Linked DNA regions of Mus musculus: regions 1, 3, 4, 5, 6 and 7 are each linked to region 2. A link is a loop called in an ENCODE intact Hi-C map of the cell type or tissue named here. Cell type or tissue: left cerebral cortex. All regions are shown on one strand.

Region 1 (4,000 bases), 360 kb after region 2:
GAGTCTTAGCCATTGGGCAGAGGACATATTAGATCACAAGTCTATGCAAATCTACAGATACACTCTGTAGTTTCCTGCCCAGTCACTTGTCCTTGATTATCAGATTAGTACCACTCCTCAGTGTGGACAAATCCAGTGTGACTTATTTCTTATTTACTCTGCTGCTTGTTCCAAAAAGTATATGTGTGTATGCACGTATGTATGAATGTATGTATGCATATGTGTATCTGTATGTGTGCATGCATGTGTGTGTGTGTGTGTGTGTGTGTGAGAAACAGTGAGCCAAAGTAAGAAAGTGAAAGTGGGAAGTGAGAAGAAAGGAAGATAGGATCAGGAGAAAATTGTAAATGCATGCTGCCTGGTCATTCCTCACACCCTGAAGAGGGAAATACAGTTAACCAGCGTCCATGGTGCATTGGCACTCAGAGGCATGGCTATCCCAAGAGTGAGGCAGATTATACAAACAAGGGACTAGGGACTTGGCTGAGTGGTAGAGCATCTGCCCGGCATGTGCAATGGCCTGGATTTGATTTCCATCATTCAGAAAAGTAAAGATAAGACAGTAAATACCGGGGCTTGAGAGATGGTTAAGAGAGTGGTTAAGAGCACTGACTGCTCTTCCAAAGATCCTGAGTTCAAATCCCAGCAACCACATGGTGGCTCACAACCATCCGTAATGAGATCTGATGCCCTCTTTTGGTGCGTCTGAAGACAGCTACAGATTACTTGGATACGATAATAAATAAATCTTAAAAAAAAAAAAAAAAGATAGTAAATACCAACAGCACACTTGGCAGACACACAGGACCATCCTAACAATTGGGGTGTTTTTAGGCAGGGTTCTGTGTCTCTCTTTCTGTCTCCCAGCCACCCACACTGGCCTCCTGTGCTCCCAGCCTCTGCCCAGATCAGGCCAGGCTTCTACTCCTGCCTAGATATCTGTAATGATCGCCACTCCTGGGAGTCACAGAACTACTTCTTTTCAAACTACGCTTCTTGTTCAAGGTTGCAGTGGGAAGCATGCACAAAGCCCTGTTAAGAGTTTCAGTGCCGAGATGGGCCCTGATTTTTGTTTCTTTCTTCGTTTTATTTTGCTTTTGTGTCTGAGACAGGGTCTCCACACTGGAGCCGAGACTAGCCTGGAACTCACTTTGTGGCCCAGGCTAACCCAAAGAAAATTTCTGCCTCCGTTTCCCAGAGTTAGGGGTACTGGCATGCATGCCCACCTATGAGGTGGTTATCATTGTGGTTAGTGTGTGGTTTAGATGCTCAGCCTCAGGACATTCTGGTGGGCAGACTGAGGAATTATATACCCAAGGATCCTGCGGTGTCTCTGGGTTATCATAACAACTGGCAGGGGAAAACTCTTCATTTAAGGGAACAGCACACACCTGTTCAGAGGTCTAAACTCAGCTAGGATGAACTCATCCTGAAGATGTAGGTTTTTGAGGGGTGGAGCTAGCCAGGATGCTTCTGCATTTTTACTTTGGCCTGAGAGCCTTGGGTCCTAACTAGGTCTGGACCTTATTCTTCTTTCCAGACAGGAGGAATCTGTGTCTAGAGGGATGTCCTGGTTAGTGAGAGCCATGCTCCAGTGTGGAGCAGAGCTGAACTGTCTAAAATGACAACAGGCTTCCATTGAGATCACTAGATGATCCGGACCAGCTGAGTGCCCAGGCCTTCCTCAGACACTCAGAGGACAAGGGATGAGCAGCCACAGCCCCACAACTCAGGATGTTTTCTGCTGAGACACTGTGGCCCACAAGAGAACCAGGGCATATGGCAGGAGCTGCAGGGTATAGATTCTAGGCATTATCTGGGGCTCAGGCAACTTTGGAAGACCAGAGTGTTCAAGAAAGGTGGCATTACTGCTCTCAAGTTCAACAAGCTGATTTAGGCAGGGAAGGACAAGAAAGCAACTATACTCGGAGTAAACAGTCTGCGAGAGGCACAAAGTGAAGAAAGAAAGAAAAAAAAATCAAGGCAAATTTATGATGTCAGGCTGACAAGGCTCACACAGCCTGAGCAGATGGCTCTCCACCCACGGCTCAGCCCTATAAGGCCGGCTGACAGCAGCTATGGGCTCATGCTGCCCTCTGCTGGCTGCTATGGAGCACTGGAAACTGGAAACACGAAACACTCTTAGTTGCAGCTTTTAGTTAATTCCACAAGGACTACTGTTACACAGCAACTAGCCCGTTCTGCGCCTGAATAGGATTTTAGAAGCAGTAGCAGGGTGTCCCAACAAGAGCTCAGGAGTCTGTATGTAGACGTCAGAGTGGTGGAATCGGATGAGTTGTGGACCCTCTAGCTCTATCTTCTGTAACTCTGGATGAAGACAACATACCAAGAATAGAACTATGTTCTGGATGAAGATAACAGACCAAGAATAGAACCATGTGTCCGTGGATTCGAGATAAACTGGGTATAGCAGAAAGTAATTTGCATTCTGCCTAAGCTAGGACATTCTGGCTCAATGACATGGCTGCATTCAATGGGCCAACTTAATTCTGGAGCTTTGCCTATAGCTCATTCAAGTTTCACTGAAGTAAGAATCTTGCTGTCGCATGGGGGTGGGGTGGGAGATACATTCAGATTTTGCATCTTTATGAGGGTCCTCTTCTATCTAGCACCAGGTATTTTGAAATGAAAAATCTGCATCCATTAGGTCTCTAGGCCTACATTTTACATACTGTCTCTTCCAGGATGCCTGGTGCTGCATAGACAAGGGTACTGCACTGTCAGCATCTCCTGTGTGTACGAGTTAGAAAGCATCACCCCTCGGAGGCACAGTTCTTGTCTTCAGAGAAGGCTATTTCTGTTGTCCACTCTTCCATTGTCCAGTCACAGATCTAAGAACAGGGCATGGCAAGTCTCAGAGTTAAGGAAGTGTCTTCTATCCTCCTGGGAGCTGTTCAATGGCTTCTGAGTCTGCAGTTGATTCTGTACACTCTGCTAAGGCTTCCACTTATACCTTCACTTTCCTGAGTCCCCCCTAAAGACAGTACGGCTTCTTCAGATAGGGGGCCCTGGCTGTCCTAACAGGTTTGTTGTGCTGTGTACCTAATCACCCTTCCTGCCATCCTTGCTCCCTTCCACACTGACCCCTTCTCGCTGTCCTTTGTCTCCTTTGTTAGATGGACATTAAGTGGTTGAGGGAGATGTGAATGAGGGTGGTGTGAAGTCATGGGAGCCCCACCAGGTCCGAAACCCACTGGCGTTTTCTGACGAGGAGGAGGAGGACCTGTTGGAGTTCATGTACAAGTATAAGGCACCGAGGAGGAGCGAGTTGCCCCTGGAGGTACATAGTGTCTGGGGGTGTGGGCTAGAACATGTGTTTGCACTAGAGATCTGGGGGTCCTGAGAATGACATTACTTGTGATACCCAACACTTTCTGAGTGCTTAGGGGAAAGAACGACTTCCCTCCAAACAGGTAGGACAAACCACCAGTTACCTGCCAAGATCTGTGTGTGTATGTGTGCGTGCGTGCGTGCGTGCGTGCGTGCGTGCGTGTGTGTGTGTGTGTGTGCAGCTACCCCATGGAGTCCATACCCCATGGAGTCCAGGACAGTAAGTGCCTCACCAGGTGAGTTATTCCTCCAGCTCCAGTTCTTTAGTTATCAGGAAACAATATACTTAGCACTGTGGCCAATTATGGATATAGACAGGGCTTTGGCAGCAGAAGGACCATGCCTGTGACTCGTGTTCTGTGACAAAGGTGGAGAGTTACTAGTCACAGGCTCAGGGAAAAGCCACTCAATTCCTTTCTGGTTCTTTATCTACTAAACCTGATGGCCTGCGGGTCCATTGTGAAAAAGTCATGATTCCGGTCACACACAAAATTAGAGACCCTGGTGAGAATCAGACAGGATGCTCAGAAACATTCCCCTTCATAAGCCTAGGCTCCTAGCATCCCTGTTCTCTCTGAGATGGAAGCTACAACCACCTCAGATGGAGGAGTTCCTCACATTCCTGGACAAGATGGATCATTTCATATTC
Region 2 (4,000 bases):
GTTTGGGAAATAAAGGTGTAGAGGAAAGGAGAGGAGAGGCAGGGCTAACACTGCCTTAATCTCACCTGCTACATCCTCATTTCTCCCTGACTAATAAATATCCCTTTAATTTCTGTTCAGCCCACAAAACTGACAAGGGCCCGGACTCTTGAGTAAATCCATAATATTACAAGTCCTTTATCTCTCATTCAGAAAGAGTCAGCATTGTGGCTCCAAGGTACCAGACCTTTAGTGTTATTTTTAAAACACAAAACTCTTTCTCAGAGTTAGCCTTGGCATCTGTGGTACAAGACGTAGGGCCACTGATGAAATAACGTAGGCAAAACACCTTCTACGGAAAAGCTGTTTTCTGAAAGGATTATTAACAAGTACAAACTGGACTAGGTAAGTAACTAGCAACTCGACATCTGCCCGGTCGGACTGTACAGAGGCTACAGCAGGGACGCTGAATGGTTTAAATCGGCCGGCTTCCTAGGAAGAGTTTAGAAGAACTGCCTGCCCACATCAGTCCAACTCTGAAGTTGCAGCAGCCGATGATGTAGAAACCAACCCACAGCTAAGAACGTTAAACTAAGAACCATCAGGGAGAAAAGTCTGCGAGGCCGAAAACTAGACAAAGTCCTGCGCAGACCCTCGTTATCACTCGCACACCTGCGGCCCGCAGGACCCCGCAAGACCCCCAGCCCCGCCCCAGGCCACCGCGTTTCCGGGCGGGTCGCCGCGGCCTGGGGACCAGCAGACGCAGCGCAGGGCCCCGACCCCCGCGCGCCCACGCGCCCGCCCTCACCGTGGCTCTGCAGGATCTCGTGCTTGAGGCCGCCGGTGTAGTCGATGAGCTCCTCCAGGCCCCGCTCGCACAGCTGCCCGTAGCCCGAGAACTTGTGCAGCACCTTCTCCAGCTCGCGCTCCACCGTCACGCACTGATCCATGCCGGAGACCGCGGCGCTCGGCTCCCCGGCGCCCGGGGGTCCGCAGTGGTTCGGCCCGGGCCCCACCGAGGCCGCGTCCTGCTCCTCCTCCCCCAAGGCGGCGAGCGGGCGGCGCGGGAGGCGAAGGCAAGACGGGCGCGCTAGCCGCGGCGCCGGGGGAGCCCCGCGCAGCCTGTGCCCTCCCGCCCCATGGCGCCCCGGCCCCGCCGCTCGCGCTCGCTCGCCCGCCCTACCCGGCGCCGCGTCTCGCCCCGGGCCCCCCTGGCTCGCCGCGTTCGGCCGCCCCTCGGCGGCGCCGCCGATTGTTTTTGTTTTCACGGGAACCGGCCGATGACCTGGTTCTCCCGGGCGGCACCAATAGCCGCGGCCCGGGAGGGGGTCGAGCCTCCCTCACGAGCGGAGGAGGCGGCGCGGGCCGTACCAATCGCGGACTCGGCGAGGGGTCAGGGGGAAGCAGCGGGCGAGCACGGGCGGAGGGCGCGCGGGCGTTCTGAAGGTGTGGGCCGTACCACGCGGGAGGCCGTGAGGGAGCGCGGCGAGGGCGGGGCGAGGGCGGGGCGAGCGACGCAATTGGCCCGCGCAGCTGAACAGGGAACTTTAGCGATAGCGTCAACTACGCGGCCGGTAAACAAGAGGGTGGAAACCGTCCCCGGATGCTCCGCCCAGAAGCAGAAGAGTGACCAATCGACGCGGGGGTTAGGAGCGAGACAAACATCCTCCAATCCTGGGCCGAGGCGTAAAACTTCAGCCAATCCAGACTGAGGAGCCAAACCAATGCGCTCGCTGTTGGAGGGGGGTTGGCTTGAAGAGCGGAGCTTGGCGCTTCTACTGGGAAGCCGCGAGGGGAAACATGACAGCAATTAACGGGGCTGTTTTCTCCAGGATTTCGCCCTGATTGCAATTTGTGTTTTCTCCGCATGGAATTTTGGCCGGAGTTTCGACTGAGAGGCCCACCTCCGGGGCCAAAGGATGTCTGTCTGGCCGCCTAGTGGCGGAGGGCCCGGGCGGGGTCACTAACCCGATGGAAGGTGGTAGCTCTTAGAGGGATGGCCCGCGCCCAGCGTTGGCTCGTTCTTGACGCCCCTCGGCCTGCAAGTGGCCTTCCCTGTCGCCTTGTCCACGTGCTGGGCATCTTGGCGGCGGTCACGAACACGCGTGGGCGAGCTGAGCAACCTGGCCCTTGCTCCTTGCCCTTACCTTGGCGTAGGGCTTTTGCCCTGGTTTACCACGGGGTTCTGGCCTTGGCCTGTGCCCTCTTGCTCACCAGGCTTCTACCCTACTAGCTTTTCGTCAAGTCCCTGCCTCACAGCCTGGGCCTGGGAGAGTCCGCCTTCCTGGGCCTGCAGTTGCCAGCTTGCTTGCCTGCTCATAGCATTCCTACTTCCACCATGGTTGTATCACCTCTGCCTCCCCGAATTTTCTCCATCAATTCATTGTATCTCTTACAGCACAATTTTTTTTTTCTCTCACACATCACTTGTCAAAGTCTAAAATAATAATTGTTTGGAGTTTTGCTTGTTTTGGTTGCACCACTTAAGTAATACTATGAAGGGTAACCCCTTTTGTTGTGGCCTGTTTGTTTCTAGAACACAGCCAGCACCCTGGTGGACAGTCTTTCTTTTCCTTTAATTCAGGTGGTAACCTTTTTAAAGTTCAATTTCCGTTTTTATAATGTGGCAGCTAGTGGGCGGGTGGTTATATATGATGGCCTTTAGTGGTCCTGGATATTTGGAAGTTCAGCTGATGGTATTTCAGGGCTCCTTTCTGTCCCTCATCACGCCATTTGCTTTTAGTCCTCTTTCTTGGCAGATGGCCCTGATTCCTACTTCTCGAAAATAAAAAACCTTTTAGCTCCATCAATCTTGCCATTCTCCTCAAAAGGTTTTCTAGCTACCATCCATTTTGTGAAAATACTCAGGCATCCAAAAGAAGAAAGGGCCCTCTTCCTTTGTAAAACAAGCCCGAGGGTGCCTGGCATCATCTTACTGCTGTCTAGAGCGTCCTTGCCTGGCTGTACTTTAGTTCTTCCTGCTTGGGGATGGAGTGGACCTGACTTAGCAACCTTCACTTGACCCCTCTGAAGCTGTTTCCTTCTTTAGCTGCCACACTGCACAGACAAACCTTGTTCTTCCCCTTGAACCAAGGATCTCCTTGATAGTTTCAGTCACACCCACACTCTCTCTCTCTCTCTCTCTCTCTCTCTCTCTCTCTCTCTCTCTCTCTCTCTTCTTCCCCTTTTTTTTCCTAGAAGTTGTTTGAATAACTAAATAAATGAGATAATCCATGTAAGACCTTCAACATAATGCCTGGCGCATGTAAGAGCTATTCTTTTTCTTTTTCTTTCTTTTTTTTTTTTTTTTTTTTTCGAGACAGGGTTTCTCTGTGTAGCCCTGGCTGTCCTGGAACTCACTCTGTAGACCAGGCTGGCCTCGAACTCAGAAATCCGACTGCCTCTGCCTCCCAAGTGCTGGGATTAAAGGTGTGCGCCACCACGCCCGGCTGTAAGAGCTATTCTTAGCTACCAATCAGAAGTAATGACTCTTCACTAACTGCAGTTTCAAATCCAGTGAGCTGCATGATGCCCAGTGTGACCTGTCACAGCCCCATCCTACTACCCAGCACTGTTACTCTCAGTGTGAGCCGAGCACGGCTCATTCATGCCAAGCCCCATGCTGATTACTTATCATAAGCTTTCAGATTTTTCTCTTCCAGCAACAGGACAAATTCTATCTATTGATAACACCTGAGTCTGCACAGATACACAAAGTACCAATCCCAGGTAGCTACTTAAAATTCATGTGAAATCAAAAATTCAGTTCCTTAAGTGTACTAACCACATTTCAGATTCTCAGTAAGCTACGGTGACTAATCAGGATATCTCCCTCCATGGTGAGAGGTCTAATAGTGCTGATTGAGACCATGACCACAGTAAAATTACTAGGACTTCATGCAACATGGACATGCCCCATAGTTTAGTATCTAGTTGACTACACCTTGTGTGTTGGCCTGGCTAATCTATTGTCAACTTGGCAATATTAGTTATTTACAAAAAGGAACCTCAACTGAGAAAA
Region 3 (4,000 bases), 53 kb after region 2:
CCCCTCTCCCTCCCCCTCCCCCTCCCCCTCCCCCTCCCCCTCTCCCTCTCCCTCTCCCTCTCCCTCTCCCTCTCCCTCTCCCTCCCTCCCTCCCTTCCTCCCTCTCTCTCCTCTTCCCTCTCATGATTTGATTTTTTTAACTTTTAAACTCTAGCCTGTCTGGCTCCATCCTCAGCTCATCCACCCAGCTTTCCCTACCTGTTCTTCTTTTCTGTTATTGCCTCTGTGTATTGACAGAGTCTATTATTACTAAAATGCATTCCTTCGAGGCAAGGCATATCATTTATGTGTTTAGACTTGACTAGCAATGCCACCATATAACAGTGCTATACTGTGAAATCAAGAATGCTGAAATTACAGAGCCAAGTCTGTCAGCAGGAACAGTTTAATACAGTCTCCACGTGGTCTGCTGCCCTGGAAAACCACCACACTGTTCTGTAAGTCTGAAGCTGTACATTCCTGCCCACCCTGCTCCTAGGCTTCTTCCTTCCTAGCTCCTCCACTAGCTGTACACCGAGATGCCTTTGTTAACTGCGTTATAAAGGGGTACTATCCTTTGTCTACATTTTATGATCCATTCTTTGTTTTCCATGGCTCATTTGCTCCCTGATTGAGGGTCACACTCTCTCCCTAAAAATTTCACCCCTGGTTTAGGGTTGTTCATGCTTTTCCTTGCTGGCTAACATTTCACCTGGAATTCCTACTTGTTTTCCTGATCAAGAAGACTCACACACACGCACACATGCACACACACGCGCGTACACACACACACACACACACACACACACACACAGAAACAGAGAGAGAGAGACAGAGTGGGGGAGAAAGACAGAGAGAGGGAGAAAGACAGAGAGAGAGAGAGAGAGAGAGAGAGAGAGAGAGAGAGAGAGAGAACATGACCCTGCTAGAGTTAAATAAACACGGAACCAGGTACCATACGCTTGCCTGTCAAACTCATTTTATATGAGTTCTTCTGGCTGGCTAAAACACACAGACCTTTGCACCTGGACCTAACCACACCTAACAACTTTTGTCCTGACAACTCAGACCTTCATTGTCTACTTTTTAACCCTCTAGGAGACTAGCCACAACTGGATCACATACTAAAATTCTTTTTGGCCATACCTCCTCCAACACACATGTGAAAATCGCATTCTAAAGCAAAGGTAGAAAAACATCTGTTTTCAGAGTTTCACCTCAAGCACCTCAAGCCAGCTGTGCCACCCCTCCCCCCCACCCCACCCCGAACAAAAAACTAAACAAAAGAAAAACCCAAAAGCATCCGCGGTTGACAGGGACTGGACTTAAAACACAGATTCTGATTTTTACAGATCTTGATGATTTGGGTGGGTGTGGTGGTGCACGGTTTTTTTTTTTTTTTTTTTTTTTTTTTTGGGTTTTCGAGACAGGGTTTCTCTGTGTAGCCCTGGCTGTCCTGGAACTCACTCTGTAGACCAAGCTGGCCTCGAACTCAGAAATCCGCCTGCCTCTGCCTCCCGAGTGCTGGGATTAAAGGCGTGCGCCACCACGCCCGGCGGTGCACGGTTTTAATCCCAGCACTTCCATGCCTGGCAGGCAATCTCTGAATTCTGAGGCCCGCTTGGTGTTCAGAGCGGTTCCAGGCGGGCCAGGACTATTTAATAAGGCAGTGTCTCAAAACAAAACAAAAACCACAAACAAAAACGAACATCTTTTAGCAGCCTTTATTTTTCACGCTCAGCACAAAGGTGCACAGTGTCGCAGGGTCCAATGTCCAATCCTGGGACTGAAATCAGTGACTAAACATCAGCGCATCAGAGGGCTGGGACCGCGAGAGCACAGTAACTCGGAAGGTTTACCCAGCCCAGCCTCCCGCAGCCCCTCTCTCCCCTTGCACCCCGCGGCTTCTAACCCCGCCCCTGCCGAGACCCCGCCCCGATGCCGACGTCAGTTGTTATGTCTTGACTGGGGCCGCGGCTACAGCGGGTCCAGTGCTCTGGGGGCGACGGCCGCGGCCTGCAGAGGCGGCAGGGACGGTGGCCGCGGTTGGCGCGGCGCGTCCGCACGGGGCTGGGCACCGCGCGGCTACGCAGCTGACAGGAAGCCGCCCGGGAGAGCCGCGTTGGGGCCTAGCGTTATTTGCTTTTTCCTCTTTTTTTCCTCCCTTCACGACTGTCGTCTCGCGCTCCTCCTCAGCGGGAGCCGCCGCGACGCCCCCTCGCGGGCCGCGGGGCCTGATAGGCGCCGCCCGCGGGAACCTGGAGCTGCCGCCAGGCCTGGGCGGCCGCCGGGGCCTGAAGCCTGGGCGTTCGGCGCGGCGCTGCGGCGGTCACTCCAACCCGCGCTGGGCGCGCCGGGCCCCGGGCCTGGCCCAGCCGAGTACCGCGCCCTCTGGACCACTCAGTCCGGCCCCAACCGCCCTCCGCTGGCCCGCAGTCCCTCGGAGCTGCCTCCCGGTCACCCCAGGTGGGCTCTTGCCCTCTTCCAGCCGTCCGCAGCTCGATGGGTGGGGTGCGTTTGAACGTCCCCCCTTCTCCCTTTCTCAGCTCCTGACCGCAAGGCCAGAGCCGGGGCTCTCAGTCGCACGCACGCCGCGATCCACCTGCCTCCCCGCGGGGATGGCCCGCCGGTGACCGCCGCGCGCCCTCGCTGCCCTCGCCCAGGCTGCGCTCTGTCGCCCCGCACTCGATCCCCTTCCCTTGTCCACGGCGTCCCGGCTCCTGGCGACGCCAAGAGGGCGAAGATGTGGCTGAAGCTGTTTTTCTTGCTCCTGTATTTCCTGGTCCTGTTCGTCCTGGCCAGGTTTTTTGAGGCCATTGTGTGGTACGAGACTGGCATCTTTGCTACTCAGCTGGTGGATCCGGTGGCATTGAGCTTCAAGAAGCTGAAGACCATTCTGGAGTGTCGAGGGCTGGGCTACTCCGGGCTGCCGGAGAAGAAAGATGTTCGGGAGCTGGTGGAGAAGTCAGGCAAGTGCTGGGCTCCTGGAGGTCGCCTCCACTGTCCTGGCTCTTACCCACTCCCCAGAATTAGGCGGTCCCCAGAATGGTTAAACAGACTGCTCCAGAGAGCTGCCCAGGTCATCTTTGTCTACGTTTTCTAAATAAATATGTAAATCTCGGTTTGGAAAAGACAACTGTTAGGTGTATTGGTGTGTTCCAAAGGCTCTTTGGAAATGACAGTTTGAAAGTGTAGCTTTAAAAAAAAATCATTAAATTGAATCATTTGTCCCAGAATTCAGGAACGTCAGTTGAAATTGATTATAGAGAAAGGAAAAATTACAAAACATAGTCTGTAAATAGCAGCATCTGCATCCACAATAAAAACAAGCTACCAGGAGGGTAAAACATCATTAAAATAATAACAAAAGGCACGTGGACCTAAAGATTTACGTGTAAATTATGCATTTAATTATAGGTAAGGTGTACACAGTGCAATATTGCTTTTTATACTTTAGTGAACATTTTGTGTGGCTGTTGGCCTTGTTTAGAGTAAATATTTTCTTGCAGATTATACATTTTATTTTTGAATCTTGACTTACCTTTCTTGTCATGTGTCACAGGCATCTCTGCGTCACTTAATGGGTTGAGGAAAAGACTTGAAATAGTGCTGAAAGAATATTTAATGTAGCCGTTGATTTGGGGTAGGATTGGGTGGGGAAATACAGTTAACTTTAAAGTGTCTCCTTGTTTAGATAGTTTTCCTGAAAGAGGAATGTAAATTAAGAAAGGCCTTCTGAGGTGATGTAGGAAGCATTGGAAACTTATGATTATCTTGTTTTGTCCTTTCAAGTATATCATCAGCGGGGCCTTTTAGAAGACCATTTTTTCCCCCTTGGGTAGTACTATCTAGACAAATAGTGTGATAGGCAAGATGACAACGTTTATCAGTCTGACACTTACATACTTATAGCATAAGGGTTACAGAACTCATCTCGCCAGTGAGATAGAAGGAAGGAGTCCTTTGCGTAAGGGATACATTTTTCAAGTGGTTATTATTATTGCTCTTGTTTGCACCAGGT
Region 4 (4,000 bases), 190 kb after region 2:
AATGAAGAAATAAAGAGGAACACCATCATCTGAAATCATCTTTTTTGAAAGCACTTTCAAGCTAGCCTTCAATGATTCTAATTGTCATCCACTTCTTTAACCTATTACTAATAAACAATACGCCTCCCGTTGGGGGCATAATCAGACTGTCCCAGGGGACCCAGCGCCTGCATTAATGAAGCATGTCTGAACAATCCTAAACCCATTATTAATCTCAGGCCACTGGAGCTCTAGGTCAAACACACCTTGACACTACACCCCATTTCAAAGACTTTCACGGTCTAGAGTTCTGTACCTTCTGATCACCTGCCAACTTTCTAGTGGCCCATTTCAGAAAAGGGAGGGAGGGGCGCTCAACTGTCCCGTTACCAAGGTAACTGAAAACCGTCTGACTGCCCAGCCCCCAGAAGACGGTTTTGTTTGTTTGTTTAGGGATTTTGTATTTTGTTTTAGTCTTTTTGTTTTTTACCTTCAAGTCTTTCTTAGTAACGTCGGTGTGGGAAACAGCTCGAATGGTCCCCGACAGCCAGGGCCACTCGGCAACGCGCTCCAAGTCCCAGTTGTCCTGGCCGCCTTCGTTGCCTTCGGCTGCGGACAGACTGAGGAATCGCTTCCCCACCAATACTGGCCAACTTTCTCCGAGCGTGAGCACCATGGTTTCCACGCCAGCAGGAAGGGCTCCTCCCTGCAGAAGGCACAAAAACAAAATGCGATGGGGGGCGGCCGAGGTCGGAGGCGGCCCGAAGAGACGAAGCGCCGACAGGGACCGGTGGAGTGACACCCCCGCAGGTGGACTCCGCGCCCCAAGCTGCCACCCGCGCCTCCCCAACCCCCCAGCACTCCCCCCCGCAAACACCCCCCCGAGTGCCGCGTGACCCTCTCGCCCCAACAACTTTCGCTTTTTCCAAACCTTTCAAAGCTGGACACTGAGAGAGAGAAGGGAGGACTGAGCCGCGGCGCCAGTGCTTTTGCCTAAGTGTTCGTCCCCTCGCCCTGTTAAAGAAAAGGCTCCCTCTTAGTGCCTAGGGCCCGTCTCAGCGACCGATCCCCGCCCCGAGCGGCCTCGGAGCCGCCGTGGACTCGCTCGCGACTCGACACTTGCCGCGCCCCCGCCCCCCGCTTCCGGGCCGCCGACTCGGGCGCACCCCCGCCCGTCCTGAGCCTTGAACCGAGAAGACGCGGCGACCGCCCGCGCGGGTCCTTCACCCTTCTCCCTCTGTCTCCCGCAGCCGAGGCCCGCGGAGCGCTTACCCCGCCTCCCGCCTCCCTGAGTCACCCACGACGGCGGCAACAGAGCCCAGCCGCCCAGCCGACTCTAGCTCTGACTTGGTTCAAGAGCTCTCTCTCACAAGACACGCACAGCCTCCCGGACCCGCCCCCTCGGAGCCGCTGCCACCGATGATTGGTTGAGTCGCGGGGGATAGGCGGGGCAGCCTAGGAAATTCTACGTTCCTATTGGTTATGCTGAAGAGGGCGGGGTGAGGAAAAAAAACAATTCCTTGGCTGCCTCCTCCCTTCCCCCCGCTCTCAGCAACGACTCGAAGCCGATCCCCCATTAAAGCGCGCAGAACGCGGTCGGTAGATCCCTCCGCCGCAGCTCCATTCTTCCATTTGTTGCCTCGCGCTATGCAAAAAAGTCCCGCCGAATCGGTTATCGACTTTGAGGCCAGAAAGAAAATCGCACAGGCTCACAGATAAGACTGAATGGGGAGACCCAGGATCATGAGCGCCTATTGGATTGCACTTGAAGCGCGTAGGCTGTCGAGCGAAGACCGACCTTCCACCAGGCGGAAGAATCTCACGGGAAAGGGGCGGGGGCGGTGCACAGCCTGCGGGGGAGGGACAGCACTGGGACGTGCGGTTTCAGGCGTACGCAGTTAGAGGGGGAGGAGCGACTAGGCTCTGGGGGCTCCTGCGCACGCGCCAGAAGGGGCGGACTCTTGGAGCTTGGGCTGATGGGTGAAATGGCCGCTGGAGGCGCAGGCGCACGTGGTACTGATCATGACTGTCTAGGTCCGCCATTTTGAAGGATAAATGAAGAAAGGCATTGAGTTGCTGGAAAACGATGTTCATTAAATCTAGAGGCAAACCATCTATTCAAAACTATGTGGGATGTAGGTTTTTTAAAAAGAAAATGTAAAGTGGATATAAGATTTTTGAAACAACAAAGAAATTGAGAAAGTAGATGGAGTTGATGATAAAAGTGATAATGAAAGAGGTGACTTTGAAAGACAAAGGAGAGAAAAGATGGTTTTATGGTTTGGACCAGAGGATTCTTGGTTGAATCAAAAAATGAAATGAATAACTGAAGACTTCTTTATGAAGCCTGGTGCTTAATCTAACATCACACTTAATCTTTATTATAAAATGAATGGAAATTTAGTTTTAATAGTGTGAAAATGAGAATTCAGAAAAAATTCAAAATGTATAAGGGAATGCTATACAATGCAAATTAGTACCAGATGTTTATTTTGAAAAATATTTGGTTTGAATGTATGACAACAGAATGTTAAAGATTAAATAATGCTGAAGTTGAATTAAACTGAATTGGATTTATTATATTCAAACCATTAAGAGGTGGGAAATGGAATGAAGGAACCTATCCACTTCATCAAAAGGCAGAAATGGAAACAAGAAAAACAAAAGGAAGAAGAAGAAATTATGGTTAAAAATAAAATGACAGGAATAAGTCCATTTATATTTACAATAAATATAAATGGGTTAATTTTATAAATAAACATGGAGAGGTACTTAGTATTTAAAAAAATTTTTTTGGCATAAGAAAAGTACAGCATAAGAAACTTGAAACTATTAGGGTAAAATTTTTATAAGACTAATCAAAGGAAAGCTACATTGGCATCTTGTACAGTTATACATTATTTAATACGAGGGATATATTCTGATAAAAGGTTGTTAGATGATTTCATTACATTGATAACATAGTGTCCTTACAGAAATTACCAAGTCACTGAGAAAAACTTATGGGATCACCACTGTATATATCACATGTCACTTGCCATAATGTTGTTATATGGTATATGACTAAGAGTAAAAGCATAAAAAGAAGAAATATATTAATAAAGGATTGGGTCTATAAAATACATTATTGAACTATTCAAACTGAAGATATGAACTAAGTTAATAGTACTAAACAAGAAAGTTTTGACAGCTTATAATCACAGTAAATGCTATAAATCCATTTATCTCAGAAATAAGCAGTTTAAATTTTTAAAATGAGAGAATGTGGAGGACTTAGATCACATAACACATAATTTGGAAAATAACAGGCATAAATTCTACTAAAACAAAAGACATTTTTGTTTTAGGCATAAATTCTACTAAAACACACACATGACTTTTCTGTTTTATTCATGATTCCAGAACCAAGAAAAGTTGGAGAGATATCCAGTGTACTTTATGAACTTACAAAGTCCTATTACTAAATCTGAACAACAACAACAAAAAAACAACAAAAAATACTTACATAGATGGAAAGTTCTTTTATTTAGTAGAGTTACTAGAAAACAATCATGGTTTTTGCTGTTAACTATAATCATTATATAAAATAATGGATTTTATTTGAACATTTTCATATGTAATCCATTTTAATAATATTCTTTCCCATATTACCCTCTCTTGTTTTTCATTGCATTCCTGATAGCCAGAGATGCCAGAAACATTAAAAGGACATTGAATGTTCATGAGCTTAAAACTTTTATAAGCTTCCTAGAAACCAGTGTGTGAGTATGTATATGAGTATGTGCCTGTGTGTATCTTGAGAAAACTGCTAACAAATATGGACTGGAAGAAAGGATAAGATCACTTATTTTAGTAGTCACATCCAGTGGATGTGGGAAGAAAAATGGAAATAATTTAAATGTACTTCAATTGGAAAATAAATAAATGAATAAAAAGAACAAGGCACGATGGCTCCTTTACCCACTGATCTCTGCACTTGGAAAGTGGAGGCAGGAGAATCAAGAATTCAGGACTAGCCTCA
Region 5 (4,000 bases), 100 kb after region 2:
GTGACTTAGATTTATCCTGTAAATTTAATGGAACGTAGAAGGGCTGAAGACAATGTGGTCATCCCCTATGTGGGTCTTTCCAACTGAGCTTTTAACCAGAGTTGGGACTTGTTGTCTTGGGCTTCTCTTTGAGGCTACTGCTTGTGCTGGGGAGATTCTTCTGACCCTCCCTTTGTTGTGTTCGAGTACCCCGATATGAGAATACCTCTTATCTATAGTGTCTTTATGATCAGACTTTCTAAATTAAAAGAGGCAAGTTTGCTAAAAGCAAGGAGAATTAGTTGTTGGAGTGGTAGGAGGAAAGGGCTGGCTTGGTAGCAAATAAACAAATACTCTGAAAACAAACAAAAGTAAACAAACCCTCCCTCTGCATGAGAACAAAATAACAGGGTATCCAACCAGTTCAGAATAAACCAATGGACCATTGACAAAACACAAGGAAGGCCAAAGCTCAGAAGGAATTCAGCATCCACCTGAAGACGCAGCACAGCCAGGCACAGAACGCTTCATGTTCGTACCTGGTGCCCACCCGGGTGAAAGTGTGAATTAAAATGGGCAAAGTGGATGGCAGGTGCCATAAGTATGCCAGTTTAGTTCCTTTGTGTTTTAAAAGAGATTAGGAAACAAAAATCAGTAAAGGCCAAGGGAAGAGTCAGAGGAATGGATGTGGACAACATATCACATTCATGAATGAAATTCTCCAACAATAACATTTTAAAAATAATAAAGAAAATTAGGAGTCTGATTTCCTCTCCACCCAGCCAGTGGCCATATTACAATTTATAGAAAGCTATGATATGAAAGCCAGAACATATGCAGACTTAACTGTAAGATATACTAACTGGTTCCTTCCCAGAGGGAATAGACAATGGACCCAGGTTGCCTCTGTTCCATTAGAGAATATTTATGTTTATCATTAAAGTTTCAGTAAAGAAAATAGGGTTTTTTTTAAAAAAGATTTCCCCGGTGTTTGTTTTTTAAAGGTAAGATGAGGCTGTAGAAGTGGCTTCCTGTTCTTCCAGGGGCCCAAGTTTCCTTGCACAGTTCCTTGTCTATGAATCCATTTCTTTAATGTGTGCAGAATGCAAGTCTTTTGTTATCTCTTCTTTAAAAGTTAGTTTCAGCTGACTCGTGCAGGTCTGTTTAACCTTAATCTTACAAGCGAAACAAATGTTATAATCTGTTGAATCAATCCCTTCTTCTCCAGCTTCAGCATAAGATCACTGCTAGAACTTTTAAGACTTCCTACAAAGGGGAAAGAAGGCGATGTCAAGTTTTCGAGTAGGTGTGTAGATTTGCAGTCTGTGAGGTGACTACGGACCCAAAGAGAAACCCATCCACAAATATCTGGGAAGTGGTTGTAAATATGCGTGACAGCGTTGAGATATATATTTCTGGGCTAGCTGACAGGTTTTGGGTGTAGGCAATAAATATCTTAAGAGTTACTTCTATACTTCACTTAAGCTCCCTTATGAGCAATGGTGTCATCCACACTGTAGAACCCCACCCAACTTAACTCTGCGCCTGCGCCGCGCGCGTGCGTACTAGCCCTGCTGCCGCCGCGCCCTTCTCTGGGCGTCTGATTCCCTTCCTCCCAGCCCCGCCCAGGCGGCTGCCCGTGACCTGCCTGGGCGCAGGGAACGGAAAGTCGGAAGGGGTAAGAGGAGTTCAGTTCATCATGGGACTCTTTGGAAAAACCCAGGAGAAGCCTCCCAAAGAGCTGGTAAGGGCCAGCGACCGGGGAAGCTCCGCAGCGGAGGTGGGAACAGCCAGCTGCGCTCTCAGGCTGGCCCCTATTTCCGGGGCCTTCCACTCTGCCGAGGGGCCGAGGGAAGAGTTTAGGATTGGGATGTGAGGAGAAGCGCGCCTTGGCCGCTCGGCGTCCGACCCGGGTGTGTAGGGCCTGGTTAGGAGCACCTCGGCCTCGCCCCCAGGCGCTGGAGGCGCCACGCCGCCGGGCCCCGAGGAAGCACTCTCTCCCCTGCGCGCGGTGGTACGGGCCGCCCGGAACCTTTCTCCTGCGCAAGCCCCGCCCCCGCGCCGGCCTGCAGACCACCCGGAGGACTTGCCCTAGACCGGAAGGTTGTGTGCGGTGAACCGGGTCGGAGCCCCCAAAAAGTCCAGGCACCTGCCAGGCAGGTCCTTTTCTCGCTCTCCTCTGTGTGCAGGGAAGCCCGACTTGTGTTTATTCTAGAAGCTCAGTTCTCTCAGGCCCTACCCATAAGGATGCTACCGAAAACAGTTCGGATCCTACTCTGAATCCTTAGATCTGCCTATCAATTGAGTTATTTTAGAAACCAAGTATCAGCCGCCTAAGTTTGAGTCCTACTTTTAGACGTCTCGGCTCTCTGATCTCGAAAAACTTGTCCGAGACTTCTCCTATGTCAAGTAGGAAGAGTGCTACCGCAGTAATTGACCATTGAAGGATGTGAAGTTTGAGCTAGTAGTGGTAGTGAAGGTGCATTCTTTTTTTTGTTTTGTTTTTGTTTTTTTCGAGACAGGGTTTCTCTGTGTAGACCTGGCTGTCCTGGAACTCTCTTTGTAGACCAGGCTGGCCTCGAACTCAGAAATCCGCCTGCCTCTGCCTCCCAAGTGCTGGGATTAAAGGCATGCGCCACCACCGCCCAGCGTGAAGGTGCATTCTTTACACACCCAGCCTTATTACTGACCACCAGTAGTCGCACCAACAGTACCAGCTCCCAGCACATAGCACTTGTGGGGTCCCATTCCAGACCTACTAAATCAGATTTAAATTATGACTATCCCGAGTGGTTAGAATGTGCCTTGACCTTTGAGAAGCACTGTTTCTACAGCACTCAAACTTGTCCTTCTAAACCTTTAGTTCACTTATGGAAGTGTAGCTGTCAAGCCAGTCTAATTAACGTTGCCATTTTCCGGTGCGTGTTCTTTTTTTTTTTTTTTTTTAAGAGGGGTACTTTACTAGAGGAGAAATTGACATTACATTCTTAGCAATGACACTTATTATTTAAAATAATGGAAACGTTAAACGAGTAATGTACATACCAGGCATAAGTTTAAATAGTAATAAGACTGTTTTCTTTAGACTATCTCAACTTATGGATGACAAAGCTAAAGCCACACACTAGTAATGATTTACTTATCTTCAAGAAGAGTATACAAATACCACAAAATGGTCTACATAATGTTCTGAAGTGAAATTGTATGCTTGTCTCATTTAAGTTCCACATGTTCAGTTTTATACGAGAGAGCAAAATGTAACAGGTGAATGAAAGTTCTTAATAAGAAAAGGTTTTAAGAGATGCAGTGTGGCCTGCAGTTCAGCTGCTTGGTCATTTTCAGGACATTCCTGAAAGCAAGAGTTCAAGGGCAGACTAGACAGTGGCTCAGAAAGCAAAGATTTTTCGGGAAAGTCTGGGTGTTGTAGTTTCTGAGACATTACCATGCATTCGTTTTAAAAATTTAATCCCCACATTAAAAATGAAAGTAACATTGTAAAAGTAAAGACTTTAGAGTTGGCTGTTCATCATCCTGCAAGGTCTGTGTCTTGCCCTTAACTTTTTCCGGTGTGTTATTTTATGTGAAATGGAAGTTGGATGTAAACTTGATGAGATCCAAGTTAAACTAATTTAGCAAGAATGTCTGGGCGCGTGGTGGCGCACACCTTTAATCCCAGCACTCGGGAGGCAGAGGCAGGCAGATTTCTGAGTTTGAGGCCAGCCTGGTCTACAAAGTGAATTCCAGGACAGCCAGGGCTATACAGAGAAACCCTGTCTCGAAAAAAAAAAAAAAAGTCTCACAAGGAAGTGTGAACTTCGTACTATGTACATGTTAAAAAATAGTTCTGGGTGTGTACTGGCTAGTTTTGTGTCAACTTGACACAGGCTGGAGTTATCACAGAGAAAGGAGATCCAGCTGCAAGGCATTTTCTCAATTAGTGATCAAGGGGGAAAGGCCCCTTGTGGGTGGAACCATCTCTGGGCTGGTAGTCTTGATTCTATAAGAGAGCAGGCTGAGCAAG
Region 6 (4,000 bases), 170 kb before region 2:
AATTGCCTCTGGTATTACACTATCACTTTGAATAAAAGCTAAGGCACTGCCCTACACAGGAATTTACCATCACCTAGGAAGAAGGAAGTTTCAGACCTAAGGAGAAACCAGAATAGATACTTAGAACTATAGCTGAGTTACACCCATACACACGTATTTACAATGGCCTAGGGGGAAGGTGGACTATACAATAGACTAAAATAGGAACTATGGCAAGGGCACGAAGCCCTTGACCCTGGCTTCTAAGATTAAGTGAATCTTAGGTGGAGCCCTTTTTGAACCCTGTTGTTAACAATGAATTCTATCCCAGGTGGTTCCCTTAGACCTTCTGTGTTTGCATTCCTCTGTTTTATGTAAGAATCCAGTAACCTCTTTGTACCTTGCGAGTGTGTCACCCAACTTCCTTATTTTCTTCTGTATAAAAAGTTTGATGCTCGATTTGACATTACATTCAGATTCTACACAACCTCTCCTGTGTGCATCGGTCTGTCATTCCATCTGATGCTTTGCCCACCCACGACTAGAGAGCTGTTCCATGCAGACAAAGGGGCCCAGAGGGTCTGCGGCAGTATGGAAGGCTCATTTCCATATGTTTGGGTAGAATAACTACAGAAGGAGGCAGAGGTGGTCAGATCTTTGCACTTCCAAACCTATTCACTATGACAGTGAAAGCTAAAACCGGGGTTGACAAATCTGGGTACACAAATCTCTAAAGGGGAACTGAAGTCTCTAACGTGACTTTATAATGCAGTAAGCATTTCTTCTTGGAGTGCTGAACAAAAGGGATATAATTGTTTCTTTAATCAACAAGAAGACACATTCATTAAAAAGACCCCAGAATATATTAAAGTGTTTTAAAATCTTCTCTATGATAACATAACAGTTCTAGGGGCTGGAGAGATGGTTCAGGCTGTGAGTGCTATACTGCTCTTGCAGAGGGCCCCAGTTAGGTTCTCAGTGTCTATGCTACAAGGTCACAACCAACTCTAGCTCTAGTTCTTGGTGGACACTTCACCTCTGGCTTCTGACAGCTCCTGGACTCATGTATACGTGTCTATACAGAGACATACTTACAAATGTAATATCAAATTAATAAAAATAAATATTAAGGAACAGGGTTTAATGTCACTCAGGTGCTACCTTCTTGTCACTCTGGGAATTGGAGATGAGCAGAGTCTTTATTGTTTAAGGTTGTCCTTTGCTCCCTAGGACACACAGCAGCATCGCCGAGAGTGTGAGTACTGGCACTAGCTGTTGGGCTGGTGATTGGAAGGGACCAGCTGGGACTATATTCTCAAAGGTAGTGAAAAAATAGGGCTTTTTTGGAGATAATGGTAGATCATCACAAAGCCTAGGTATGCTTCAGATTCCTGCAGCTGCTGCGGCTCCTGCTGCTGATGCGGCTCCTCCTTTAAAAACTGTCATTGTCCTGCATTAACCTCCCAAATTGCTGGGATTGCCAGTATACTCCCACTCCTGTGTAAACAGCCTCCTAATGGAAGAAGGAGTTCGTCTTGCTGACCTGAACTTCTGGTAGAATGTGTTTCCAGATGCTTGTTGTAGCACTTAGAACTTTAGCTGTACCCACTGTGCATATACATTGTTGTTCCAACTGATCACCTCAGAGGCCTGGGGAGGGTGATTAATTGTGTTTCCTCAGTTATATATGTCACAGTTTAGGGAATATGTATGGATAGGTATAAAAGTCCAAAAGTAAAGGGGAAATGTTACCAGTACAGTTTGCAATAAGTTTTTGCTGTGCCTGGCCGAATAGAAGGATGCTACCACACCCTGCAAAACCTCCAAAGTTCTCTCTGTCAAAGACCCACTGGCTGAGCTACACACACACACTCAGAAAGATCACCATCTATTGGCAAATCCAGGGAGCTGCAAGTGCTTCACCTCCTATACGTTAGTAAAAGGCACAACCCTTCAACTTCCTTTCTACTTGGTGCTAAAGTTCATTTAGGGCATAAGATTTCCAGGGCCCTTTACAGCTGTGAAGTAAAAATAGTTTTTACTGTCTTTAATGGTTTGGTGGAGGGGTGGGGGGAGGCAAATGAATTTTGTAGCAAAATACCTAGACAAAATTCAAATTTCTGTTACTCTAAATATAACTATCAGAAAGCAAGCACACTCACTTGCTCACGTCTTTCCTACAGATGTATTTGTAGCATGGTGGCTATGTCCCTTAGAAAACTTGGAACCAGCGGGGCCAAAAGTGCTTACTGATGACCTTTTACAGAAAATGCTTGCCAGCCCCTGCTGAGTCTAATAATAGGATGGTCAGAGTGCTTGGCAATATTAAACAGGCCAGGAAGAGCTCGTACACTCCTAGGCTCATCCATTTGTGCCATAAGCAATGTGAGAGACCAACGAGAACGTTTAGAGACTGAATTAAGGGGGTGCTAAATAAACAAGGGGAATGGCATTGAAAATAAAGGTGAAGGGCTACCCAGATGGCTCAAAGGTTAAGAGCTCTGTACTGCTTTTGCAAAGGACCTGAGTCAGGTTCCCAAAACCCACATCAGACCACTTATAACCAGACATGTCTCCAGGGGATCTGATGCATCTGACCTCCTAGGACACACACACATGGGCACATACCGTCTCCACACAGAAACACACTACACGCAGGGCGTGGTGGCTGGCACACACCTTTAATCCCAGCACTTGGGAGGCAGAGGCAGGCGGATTTCTGAGTTCGAGGCCAGCCTGATCTACAAAATGAGTTCCAGGACAGCCAGGGCTACAGAGAAACCCTGTCTCGAAAAGCCAAAAAAAGAAACACACTACACACACACACACACACACACACACGATTATGAGCAGATCTTTAGGAACACCACGTTTCTATTTCTTTGTAAGTTTTTATGTAATACAGAATATTTTAAAAATAAAATTAATAAATATTTTTAAAGGGTAGAGGGAAGAGAGAAAGTCACTCACATAATAGCCCATTATATGTTGTCTAATTACAGCACAGACCAAAACCTCAGGTTCTCTCTTGTCCCTGTGTTATTAATAAGCGTGGAATCATTAATGGACTGCTTGTCTCTGTGTGAAGCCTTTTACGGACGGAGTTTATTAGGCAGTCGGGGAGTGGCAATGCTTGGCAACGGAAGCAAGTGCAGCCTGTTGACTTACACAGTAGTGTAGTATTAACCGGAAGCAGGGCCTTTAACATGGTCCAGTGGGTGAAGGGGCTTCTAATTCCAGCACTTGGGAGTCTGAGGTAGAAGGATCCTGTATTCCAGGCCAGCCTGGGAGTAAAGCAGTCTTCGGCTTTAAAAACCAAAGACCCTAGTGGAGCTTCCTGGCTCACTCGTTAAATTTCAGCCCTTGCGAGACTGAGAGATGATAGAAAGGGATTGGTGAAGGCGAGTGGAAATGAAGGGTAGACAGACATCTCCTGAAACAGAACTGATCTTTAATCAGAACTGAAGGGCTGCAGTCTCTCAGGGAAGTGAGACTATGCCCAAGTGGCACGTGTTGGGGAGTAAGGGGTTGGGTTTTGTAGGACTGAAAGGGGGGGGGGGAGGCGGAGGGAGGGAGCTTTGGGGTTGGAAGATTCCATTTGCAGGTCAGTTCCCCTGCAGTCAGGAAGTGGGAGAGGCTAGCGGGTCTGGTATGTGGATCTCCTTATCAGAAGCTTCAGCAGTCAACAGTCAACTCTGGGCTTCTCAGTCCATCTGAGGTTTTTAAGTGATTACTTCAATCCATGCTTGGGACCAGCCTGAGCTAAAGTAAGACCCTATTACACATGGGTCGGTGTGCTGCCAAGCCCCAGAAGCTGAGTTCGACTTCTGGGGTGCATAAGGTAAAAGGAGCCCCACCCTCACTCCGCTCCACACAAAATAATGACCATGTAAAGAAAACTAAAATATACTTTAGTAGTACCTGTGTGATGTTGTATCTATGTAATAGGAGCGTGTATGGTGAGCATACCGTGTGTGTGCTTTGAGGAATACTATGCACGAACGTGTATAATCTAAGAGGG
Region 7 (4,000 bases), 390 kb after region 2:
CTGTGAACTGAATCTGGGTCCTCTACAAGAATAATATATGCTCTTAGACATTGAACCATTTCTCCAGCCCTGAAGAATGAGATCTTAAAGCCAAGGAGACTGTCTGTAGTACAAGGTCCGAAGTGTAGTACAAAAGCAGCCCCGGGTCAACAGTGTGCGAGACGTTATCACGCTGGCAAGAACCAGAGCAGCGGTGAACAGGGATGGAGCCAGACTGCTAGATTTACTAAGAAAATGGGAGGACTGGAGGCTGTCGAATGATGACATGACAAAGATCGACAAGTACATTACTGAAGTGCTCTGAAAAGCTTGGCATGTATAGAACGTAGATAATATAGAACATAAACACATTTTTGATATTTTTCAAATCTTTCCTGTTTTTTGTTTGAAATTTATGTAGTCCAATCCTGCAACAGCCTCCCAAGTGCTGTCATTTACAGTGTGACCACAACACTGGACTTCATTTATTTTATAAATGAAAATAAAAGTGCAGCTTTTTTTTATCTGTATCGTATCATAACAAATCACCTACTTATGGCTTGTAAGTATTTTGCAAACAGATTTGTTGTTTTGTGGTTTTCAAGACAGGGTCTCAATATATTCAGCTGGCTGTCCTGGAACTCTGTAGATCAAGCTGGCCTTGAACTCAAAAGATATCTGCCTACCTCTACCTCTCTAGCGCTGGGATTAAAAGCATGCACGACTAGGTCCAGCCTCCAACAGATTTTGAAAATTATTTTTCTATGTTATTATGGTAAGAGAACCACATAATCATAGTGGAATTTACATAGAATATTAACGACAGTCAATTTTTAACACATTGTTAAACTCAGAACGCTTGGAAGAGTCTTCCAAACCGTCCCCAAAACTGCGACCGAAATCATCTTTATAAAATAAAAGTGGCAAAAAAAAAAAAAAAAAAAAAAAAAAAGCGGTGTGACTTAAGTAAAAACCTGAACTTAGAATTTGGGTTCCTATCCGTTCTCTACTATTTAAAGACACCGGAAACACATTCTGCCCCAGGATGCCTTCAGCACATTCGCTTATTCTTCAGCAACCCTTTGGAAAAGAAAAAAAAAAAAAAAAAAAAAAAAAAAAAACCAAAAAAAAAAAAAAAACCCTGTAGGCATACGTGTGCCTCAGCTCCATAAAGAAGTCAGCGGACAACTAATTGGAATCGATTCTATTGCCACCAGAGAGGTCGCAAATTTCAGGTCGTCAGGACTGGGAGCAGGCGTCCCTACCGGATCCACCTCCCCATCCCTTTAATTCTAAGAGTCTAATTCTAATTTAATTCACCAACGCTTTAATTCTAAGAGTCACAGTCGAACTTTACACAGCACTCTCCGGCCAGTTCACCTAGTAACCCGGTCATCTGCAGACAAACTAGCGCCCAAGCGCGACCCGGAAGGAGAACCTGCCCTTCCGCCTCCTAGTCGCCAATCACCGCTTTACTCCCCTTTTCGCAGCCGGGGTGAGTCCCACCCTCAGGGAGCCGCCTCGGCTGTAGCAGGGGAGGAGGCGGCGCGTGCGCAGTGGTGCCGGTGGCCCTTCCGGTGCGCCGGACGCAGCTAGGCTGTACAGACGCGGGCACGCACACCAGCACGCACGCCCTCCTCTCGTGCGGCCGCGGTCGTTCCCGCGTCCACCAGCAGCGCTGTCGCTTCGGCAGAAATGCTGCGGGCCTGTCAGTTATCCGGCGTGACCGTCGCGGCCCAGGTGAGCGTGGGGTCTCTCCGAAGGGGCGCGTGGTCACGCTGACTGCGGACTGCCAACGGACAACGTGAGAGGCATCCATGATGCGCACCCCCCCCAGGCAGAGCCACCCCTAGTGCGGGGAACCGAGGCAGTCCTCTAGGGCGGCCGCTGGACTGGAATGACTCGAGGGTTATTGCTGAAGAAGCGGGCTGGGGTGTGGAGCGCGGGGAGGCGGGTGTGCCGCTGAGGCGTGGCTTCAGGGACCTGGTATCCAATCAGTACCTCCTTATCTCAGTCTCGGACCAATCCTGGCTGCTGGCGTCTGGGCCGCCGGTTGGGCACGTGATAGGTTTCCAATCGTGAAGGTCGGCGCGGGAGAACTACAGTTCCCAGCAGGGATTGCTTCTCAGGGCTTGTTGCATCTTTAATAAGCAGGTTCCTGGACTGGTGGAGAGCCTAGGGGTCAAAGTTGCTGTTAATCTGGGAGTGGGTTCCTTTTGTTTCCGTAGCCGAGAGCGCCTTTGAGCTAGTCTTATAGTAAAAGGTGAAAGATTTTTCATTTCTCGAGCTTAAACTTCTGGTGCTGAAGGAGGACAGAAGTCATGACCTTGTGCTTATTTCTGAGATTAGCTTGGGGATCAGTGTCTCTAAGCACTGGAACCATGTCTGACATTCAGGTATCTTAGGCGCCCTGTTTTGTCTCTCTTTAATTTTTCATAACTGTCAGTATAACTTTCTACAGTTGAAAATAAAAACCCCATTTCCATTACTCAGAAGTTTTAGAAAACTAACACTTGAAAGGTTATGAGGAACATGCTGCAACTTGAGCAGTAATTGGATAAAGTTTCGAGACAGGGTCATCCTGAGATGATTGAAGTTAAGCAGTTTTGTTCTTTATTTTTGCTTTACTGTTTGTCCTTCAGCCTCTTGCATAGGGAAGTGAGCCCCGTATTAGTTTTCTGTTGGTATTTATCCAACAGCACACATTAAGCAGCCTGTAACTACACCCTCATTGATTATCTTCCAGTTTTTGTAGTAGTCTGGACATTAGTGTTGTGGAGTCTCAGCTTAGAGTCATGCAAGGCTTTGTTGAGAAGTATTAGCTGTGCTTTGATTCTCATTTGTAGATAGTACTTTTTACTTCCTCCAAATTCATAATTAGCTAAATCCAGCCCCTTCAGGTGTTGCACTAAAGTCCATGTTCTCTCCTGTGTCTTGCAGGTGGCTGCTCTCAGCTTTTAGAACCTTCTAACAATTTCTTGCCACAAGGCACTTACAGGCCATTCCTAACACCAAACACGAAACACAACACATTTAGTATTACCATGTGCTTCTTTCTGTCTTTACTTCAACATCTCTTCTCTCATTGATTTATTTACTAGACTAGCCCTACCTGAGTAACTTCCCTAATTCAGATTTCTTTTTGGGGAGCTCAGTTAGAGACTAAAACATGAATGGTATTCTAGCTCTCAACAAACATTTTAAAGTTCCCTGAAGTCACTGTCAACAAATTCATAGGTTTATTGTCATTACCTCTTCATTCATTCTGTAGCATTTGATATTGCTGCTTATTTGTGTGTGTGTCTATCTGTCTGTCTGAGAGAGAGAGAGTGAGAGAGAGTGTGTGTGTGTGTGAATGAATGAATATGTGTACATGTACACACCTATGGAGGCCAGAAGAGGATACTGTATCCCCCAGTGCTAAGGTTAATCAGTGGTTGTAGACTCCCTGACACTGATACTGAACTCAGGTCCTCTGGAAGAACATTAAATATAAGTGAGCTTTTCCATTTATGGCCCTGTTCCTGTGTAATGACTTGGGAGGCTTATTATTCATGAATAAATGCCTAGGTCTTAAGCAGGGCTTGTCCCCTGACTAGTTAGTATCTTATATGTCTCATTTATACTATTCTATGTCTGCGGCCTGGCTGGTTACCTCTCCTCGGTTTCATACCCAGTCCAGGTTGTGAATCTTCTGTGATTATTTTCCTGAGTGTTCTCATTCTCTCTCTTTCTTTCTTTCTTTCTTTCTTTCTTTCTTTCTCTCTCTCTCTCTTTCTCCCACCTCCCTTCCTCCCCTTCTGTCTCTCCCTCTCTCCCCTTCTTCCTCCTCTCAATTTTGCATTTATGTTTTTACATTCAATTTTGTTTTGTTTTTTCCAGAGCTGAGGACTGAACCCAGGGCCTTGTGCTTGCTAGGCAAGTGCTCTACCACTGAGCTAAATCCCCAACCCCTCAAATTTGTTTTTTATCAACTTACCAAATGATTCCAGTTTTTGGCAAATTTCATCTGCTTTCATGT

The links. Hi-C counts contacts between places; a loop is a spot of excess contacts. Peaks named below come from ENCODE experiments on the same cell type or tissue, not always from the same donor. Only the 100,000 strongest peaks of a DNase experiment are listed, where the experiment ranks them.
Region 1: a loop joins it to region 2, with 2.9 times the contacts of the local background. A loop is called at or near these places in 8 of 42 quality-filtered maps.
Region 3: a loop joins it to region 2, with 6 times the contacts of the local background. A loop is called at or near these places in 17 of 42 quality-filtered maps.
Region 4: it touches region 2 in a loop (3-fold over the local background); 6 of 42 quality-filtered maps call a loop at or near these places.
Region 5: a loop joins it to region 2, with 3 times the contacts of the local background. A loop is called at or near these places in 10 of 42 quality-filtered maps.
Region 6: a loop joins it to region 2, with 2.3 times the contacts of the local background. A loop is called at or near these places in 3 of 42 quality-filtered maps.
Region 7: it touches region 2 in a loop (7-fold over the local background); 2 of 42 quality-filtered maps call a loop at or near these places.

What each region holds. Positions count from the first base shown.
Region 1 is chr6:71,802,194-71,806,193 of GRCm38, forward strand. The region is part of intron 6 of Reep1 (receptor accessory protein 1); the gene reads left to right. Among named protein-coding and RNA genes, the nearest start is that of Mrpl35, 20 kb to the right of the region's middle. In left cerebral cortex, a CTCF peak has its summit at 2,095 (motif pointing left); a DNase peak (open chromatin) is centred at 2,047; H3K27ac peaks cover 2,181 bases.
Region 2 is chr6:71,439,211-71,443,210 of GRCm38, forward strand. Rmnd5a (required for meiotic nuclear division 5 homolog A) reads right to left here and starts at 1,427. Exons shown (of 9, transcript NM_024288.2): 1 at 788-1,427. The coding sequence starts at 929. In left cerebral cortex, CTCF peaks have their summits at 1,904 and 2,569; DNase peaks (open chromatin) are centred at 230, 555, 873 and 1,551; H3K4me3 peaks cover 2,501 bases; H3K27ac peaks cover 2,474 bases.
Region 3 is chr6:71,491,941-71,495,940 of GRCm38, forward strand. It overlaps Rnf103 (ring finger protein 103), which reads left to right and starts at 1,937. Exons shown (of 4, transcript NM_009543.3): 1 at 1,937-2,948. The coding sequence starts at 2,723. In left cerebral cortex, a CTCF peak has its summit at 2,159; DNase peaks (open chromatin) are centred at 1,977, 2,812 and 3,784; H3K4me3 peaks cover 2,512 bases; H3K27ac peaks cover 1,987 bases.
Region 4 is chr6:71,631,587-71,635,586 of GRCm38, forward strand. It overlaps Kdm3a (lysine (K)-specific demethylase 3A), which reads right to left and starts at 1,331. Exons shown (of 27, transcript NM_001038695.3): 1 at 1,252-1,331; 2 at 911-993; 3 at 470-685. The coding sequence starts at 655. In left cerebral cortex, a CTCF peak has its summit at 1,958; DNase peaks (open chromatin) are centred at 695, 1,431 and 1,906; H3K4me3 peaks cover 2,249 bases; H3K27ac peaks cover 2,180 bases.
Region 5 is chr6:71,542,311-71,546,310 of GRCm38, forward strand. It overlaps Chmp3 (charged multivesicular body protein 3), which reads left to right and starts at 1,542. Exons shown (of 6, transcript NM_025783.4): 1 at 1,542-1,723. The coding sequence starts at 1,679. In left cerebral cortex, no CTCF peak of the experiment used is centred here; DNase peaks (open chromatin) are centred at 1,548 and 2,012; H3K4me3 peaks cover 1,894 bases; H3K27ac peaks cover 1,569 bases.
Region 6 is chr6:71,267,254-71,271,253 of GRCm38, forward strand. No RefSeq gene overlaps it. Among named protein-coding and RNA genes, the nearest start is that of Mir8112, 2.4 kb to the right of the region's middle. In left cerebral cortex, a CTCF peak has its summit at 1,882; DNase peaks (open chromatin) are centred at 1,842, 3,188 and 3,616; H3K4me3 peaks cover 394 bases; H3K27ac peaks cover 361 bases.
Region 7 is chr6:71,829,797-71,833,796 of GRCm38, forward strand. It overlaps Immt (inner membrane protein, mitochondrial), which reads left to right and starts at 1,524. Exons shown (of 15, transcript NM_001253681.1): 1 at 1,524-1,719. The coding sequence starts at 1,675. In left cerebral cortex, no CTCF peak of the experiment used is centred here; DNase peaks (open chromatin) are centred at 1,503 and 2,005; H3K4me3 peaks cover 2,182 bases; H3K27ac peaks cover 1,228 bases.